2 separate regions of the Homo sapiens genome follow, and region 1 is linked to region 2. The links are chromatin loops, found by intact Hi-C in ENCODE. Cell type or tissue: endothelial cell of umbilical vein. All regions are shown on one strand. Each heading gives the region's core, and the rest is flanking DNA. Links, peaks and the distances in the headings are about the cores only.

What was found. A loop is a pair of places that touch in the nucleus more often than their neighbours do. Peaks named below come from ENCODE experiments on the same cell type or tissue, not always from the same donor. Only the 100,000 strongest peaks of a DNase experiment are listed, where the experiment ranks them.
Region 1: it touches region 2 in a loop (2.0-fold over the local background); 1 of 110 quality-filtered maps calls a loop at or near these places.

The regions. Positions count from the first base shown.
Region 1 is chr5:155,081,378-155,084,295 of GRCh38, forward strand. No RefSeq gene overlaps it. Among named protein-coding and RNA genes, the nearest start is that of KIF4B, 69 kb to the left of the region's middle. In endothelial cell of umbilical vein, for the core only: no CTCF peak of the experiment used is centred there; a DNase peak (open chromatin) is centred at 1,214; H3K27ac peaks cover 929 bases.
Region 2 is chr5:154,994,480-154,997,397 of GRCh38, forward strand. No RefSeq gene overlaps it. Among named protein-coding and RNA genes, the nearest start is that of KIF4B, 18 kb to the right of the region's middle. In endothelial cell of umbilical vein, for the core only: a CTCF peak has its summit at 1,442 (motif pointing left); no DNase peak of the experiment used is centred there; H3K27ac peaks cover 181 bases.

The DNA of each region.
Region 1 (2,918 bases), core at 215-2,714, 87 kb after region 2:
AGGCAACTTATTACAACAGCCATTAATTTGGCCAAGAAATATTAATTAAACACCAAATATTAATTGGGCAACTACCAGGCACCGGGCTAGGTGCTGGTGCAGTGAGATGATTGAAGTTAACCTGGCCTCTGTCCTGGCATATAATTGCCCCATGGGTTCACCTTGCCCGCTGCCTAGACAGAGCTGATTTATCAAGACAGGGAATTGCAATAGAGAGAGTTTAATTCACACAGAGCTGGCTATACAGGAGACTAGAGCTTTATTATTACTTAAATCAGTCTGCCTGATAATTCCCGGATCAGAGTTTTTAAGGATAATTTGGCGAGTAGGGGCTTGGGAAGTGGGGAGTGCTGATTGGTTGGGTTGGAGATGAAATCATAGCAGGTGGAGGTGAATACTCCTTGCTGTCTTCTGTCCCTAGGTGGGATCGCAGAACTGGTTGCACCAGATTACTGGCTTGGGTGGCATCAGCTGGTGCATCAGAATGCAGGGTCTGCAAAATATCTCAAGCACTGATCTTAGGTTTTACAACAGTGATGTTATTCTCAGGAGCAATTTGGGGAGGTTCAGAGCAGCCAGAGGCTGCATGGTTTCTAAACCATAATTTCTAATCTTGTAGCTAATTTGTTAGTCCTACAAAGGCAGACTGGTCCCAAGGCAAGAAGGAGGTTTATTTTGGGAAAGGGCTGCTACCATTTTTGTTTCAAAGTTAAACTACAAATTCCTTCTCAAGGTTAGTTCAGCCTATGCCCAGGAATGAATAAGGACAGCTGAGAGGTTAGAAGCAAGATGGAGTTGGTTGTTAGGTCAGCTCTCTTTCACCGTCATAATTTCCTCAATTATAATTTTTGCAAAAGTGGTTTCAGTGGCATCACAGTCTAATGGGGGTTAAAGATAGTAAGAAATTAAATTCATGAATTATAACTTATATTATAAAAGACAAGGGTGCATGAGAGAGAATAAAGGGATTGAAGGAGGGAACTCAGTTTAGATTTGAGAGTTCAGAAAGGCTTCCCAGAGGAGGTGGCATTTAACCTGAAGACTCATGTGCCCTGGTTGCCTCTCGTTCCCTTTCTTATTACACCATTTTTTGCTTGTTGCACTCTAGCCATGATGGCCTCCTTTCTGTTCTTTGAAAATTCCAGAAATGTTTCTGCCTTAAGGATTTTCTGCCTGCTATTCCTTCTGCCTGGAATGCTCATCCTGCTTAGAACACTCTGACTAATCAGTCATCCTCTGACTCATTTCCTCACCTCCCTCAAGTAGCGGCTCATATACCATCTTCTCAGTGAGGCCTACCATCGCCATGCCCACCCTACTTAAAATGGTGACTTGTCTCTGACCACCCCTCATCCCTGCCTTGGAACTCCTCGTCCTTTCTTTGCTATGCCTTTCTTCCTTCCTCACCATAGCATTTATCATCTAACATATTATCTCATTAATCATGTCACTGTTTATACTGATCTCTGGCTGAATTTAAGCTCCATGAGGGCAGGAATTTTTGTCTGTTTTGGTCACTGCTTTATCCCAAGCACCCAGAACAGTGCTGGCATGGAGCAGGCACAGAGCAATACATAGTTGTTGAATTAACACATGCATATAGCCTGTGAAGAGTCAGAAAGAGTGTTTGAAGTAGAGGGATCTGAAGGCATACTGGCCCAGAGGTAAGAAAGAGCCCAGGATATGCATGAAACAGAAGGAAGGATGAGTGGCCAAGGGGAGCATGATGAGGTTGAAGGGTGGGCAGTAGGCAGATCTTTGGACATCTCTGATTCTTAGGACTTTTTCTCCTTACATTGGAAATCTCCTACACAATCAGTCTCTGTATTAGTCCATTCTCATACTGCTATGAAGAAATACCCGAGACTGGGTCATTTATAAAGGAAAGAGATTTAATTGACTCACAGTTCTGCATTGCTGGGGAGGCCTCAGGAAACTTACAATCATGGTAGAAGGCAAAGGAGAAACAGGTACCTTCTTCACAGGGTGGCAGGACAGAGTGAGTACAAGCAGGGGAAATGCCAGATGCTTATAAAACCATCAGATCCCTTGAGTCTCACTCGCTGTCATGAGAACAGCATGGGAGAAGCACCCCCATGATCCAATAACCTCCATCTGGTTCCACCCTTGACAGGTGGAGATTATGGGGATTATAATTCAAGGTGAGATTTGGGTAGGGACACAGAGCCAAACCATATCAATCTCCTTGCAGATATTAGTTCTCTACCTGGAAGTGACACCAAGAAATCTTAATTTATGGTGGCCCACTGGGTATTTGAAGTTGGATATCATAACTACTGTTAAAAGAAAAACTTTAGCCAAATTAAGTTTAACAGAGTGTAATTGAGCAAAGAACGATTCATGAATTGGGAGGCCTCCTGAGCCAGAGTAGGCTCAGAGACTCCAGTGCAGCTATGTAGTTGGAAGATTTATGGACAGAAAAAGGAAAGTGGCATACAGAAAACAGAAGTGAGGTACAGAAACAGCCAATTTGGTTACAACTTAGCATTTGCCTTATTAGAACACAGTTTGAACAGTTGGCCACCTTTGATTGGCCAAAACTCAGTGATTGGCACAAGAGTAGTCTACAGTCTGTTTACAACTCCGTTTAGGATATAGTTCATGATGTGCAGAAAAGCCTTTAGGCTGAACTTACAATATGTAAGGAGGCAGCTTTAGGCTAAACTTGATTTAACACCACTCTCTACCTCTGTGTTTTCTCCAGCCCAGTAGTTCTGGTTTCTTTGACAAGGATGTTATTTTTAAAAAACTCAATAAATACAAGTTTATTTCTTGCTCACATAAAGTTTAACTCAGTGTTTTTGATTGATGGGAGGCTCGTTGGTTGGAGTAATTTAAAGACCAGGCTCCTTCCATGTTGTGGCTCTGCCATCTCCAGCAATGACTCCCAAGGTCAC
Region 2 (2,918 bases), core at 257-2,756:
TTGGTGTAAACCCTTTGAATTTTCCTTTTTCCTTTTTCTTTTTTTTGAGATGGAGTCTCACTCTGTTGCCCAGGCAGGAGTGCAGTGGCGCCATCTTGGCTCACTGCAACCTCCGCCTCCTGGGTTCAAGCGACTCTCCTGCCTCAGTCACCCAAGTAGCTGGGAGTACAGGAGCCCGCTACCACACCCAGCTAATTTTTGTATTTTTTAGTAAACACAGGATTTCGCCATGTTGGGCAGGCTGGTCTCAAACTCCTCATCTCAGGTGATCCTCCTGCTTCGACCTCCCAGACTGCTGGGATTACAGGCATGAGCCACCTTGCCCAGCCTGATTTTTCATTTTTGATTGTTTCTGTTAATTTTTTTTTTTTACTTGGATGGCTTACTTAACATTATTGCAAGAAGAATAGAAAGATATGAAGACAGTGTTTCTGTTTGTTTAGGAAAAGCATGTGGCTTCAGAGCTCATTCGATGGTTAAAACTATCATTTAAACAAGTGATGCCGTGCTCTATGCTTGTGTTCCTGATTTCCCTGGCGGTTCTGGTTGCCCACGGGCTTATTCACATCAGTCTGTGCTGAGGACCTTAGGGACTTACTTGAGGTCGCATTTTTGAGCATGGGGTAGAGAAGCCTTTTTGGATTTGGATACAGCTGAGGAAAGAAAACAGAAGCCAAGGCCAGGAGCATAAAATGAGGGGCTCAAGTTAGTAGTCACCTTGGGGATTTTTCTATCTTGCAGTAAAATCTTAATAGAAATTATCTGTAGTCTGCCTCTATTCATTGGGCAGTTCATTTCAAAGGGCTATTGGCCTCATCTCTGATCTTTAGTGAAATTGTGTGTGTAATGGTGTGTATTTATTCCATGATGGGAACAGAGAACACTTGTTTAGTGTTGCACTTTAGACTGGTGTCTTCTTTGCTAATGCAGCTGTGCCACCAATTCTCCGTTATCTTTTAAAAATATTGTGGCTTTAAATTATGACTTATTTTGACTGTGGAATAAATACACGAATGAAAAAAAAAAAAGAAAAATAAGACAGAAGGCTGGGGAGATATAGCTGATTTTGGAGATTAAAGGGATTTCATATTGCTGAATCCCCGAATGAGACTTCTCACCCCACCATAGACAAGGCTGGATCACTGGACAGCTGCCCAGATTGTGGTCTGTCCTTGATACACTTACAGTATGAGGGAACAGAGGCCATGCTAGCCCCTTGCAATAGGGCACGTTCCTAAGCCCACCAAACAGGGCAGGGACTCTGCCTCTAGGAGCGAAGCCAGGAATGGCCCTAGGGGACCATCTTCCAAATAGAAGGAAAGTCATGAGAGAGAGAGATGCCTCTTCACATTGTTTAGCTATAGGCCCATCCGAGTGGTCTCCATGACAAGGCAGGGGCTTCCTAGACAATGAGATAGCTGTCCTGCTTCTGCCCCCATGTGGTCTGACATGGGGGAACGCCACTCTACTGCTGGGGACCCTTCCTTTTACATTCAGTAAGAAGTCCTTTGTTACAAAGGAAATAGAATAGCAAACAAATAAACACAAAACCTGGAAACAGCCTAATTTTGCCCAACATTAGGGGAATAAACTAAATTATAGAATATCCATTCAATGGAATGGTAAGCCATTTAAAAAAGCTGTTTACAAAGGGCTTATAATAATGTGGGAGTTATGTGGCATTATGTTATAACGTCAAATGAAAAAAGTATGGTACAGAATTGCACATATAGTATGAACTTGGCTATATTAAAACCTCGCTAAGATTATACGTAGAAAAATGAACAATTTGGGAGGAAGTTTCCAAAATATTCACAGTGGTTGCCTTTTTGGTTAGTTTTTTCCTATAGCTTACAAATTTTCTATAATAAGCATGTATTTCTTTTGCAATGGAAAAACCCAACTTTATTTAAAAAATAAAACTTTTTTATAATGGCAGAGGTTACTCATTATCAGTCAAATCAACAATTTAGAACTTTATAGATTCATAAGATTACAGAATGCTAATGCTGCAAGGGACCTTAGAGATTGTCCTAGTTTAAGAATTAAGACTGGGCGCGGTAGCTCACGCTGGTAATCCCAGCACTTTGGGAGGCCGAGGCGGGCGGATCAAGATGTCAGGAGATCCAGACCATCCTGGCCAACATGGAGAAATCCCGTCTCTACTAAAAATACAAAAATTAGCTGGGCGTGGTGGCATGTGGCTGTAGTTCCAGCTACTCAGGAGGCTGAGGCAGGAGAATCGGTTGAACCTGGGAGGCGGAGATTGCAGTGAGCTGAGATTGCACCACTGCACTCCACCCTGGTGACAGGACGAGACTCTGTCTCAAAACAAACAAACCAAACCAAACCAAACAAAAAAAAATTAATTAATTTTTTTTTTTTTGATGAGGGAGGGTGATGGATCCCCTTTAAGGATCTCCTAGGAACTATGGCTTACTTCCTGATACCTTTTTTTTTTCTGGGGTGGAGTCTCACTGTCACCCAGACTAGAGGGCAGCAACGCCATCTCAGCTCACTGCAACCTCCGCCTCCCGGGTTCAAGCAATTCTCCTGCCTCAGCCTCCCAAGTAGTTGGAATTATAGGGATACACCACCAGTTCCAGCTATTTTTTTTGCATTTTTAGTAGAGACAGGGTTTTACCATGTTGTCCAGGCTGGTCTCGAACTCCTGACCTCAGATGATCCACCTGGCTTGGCCTCCCAAAGTGCTGGGATTACAGGCGTGAGCCACTGTGCCTGCCCTGTTCCTAAGATCTTAACACATTTAAACAACATCATTTAAGTTGCTTTTAGTTTCAAGCTACAGAAAGCCCTGCTCAAAGCTGTTTAAACAATGAAGAAAATTCATTGGCTCATGTAGCTAAAAACTTCAGCCACCTCTGCCTCTTAACAGTTACATCTCCACCACCTTGTCT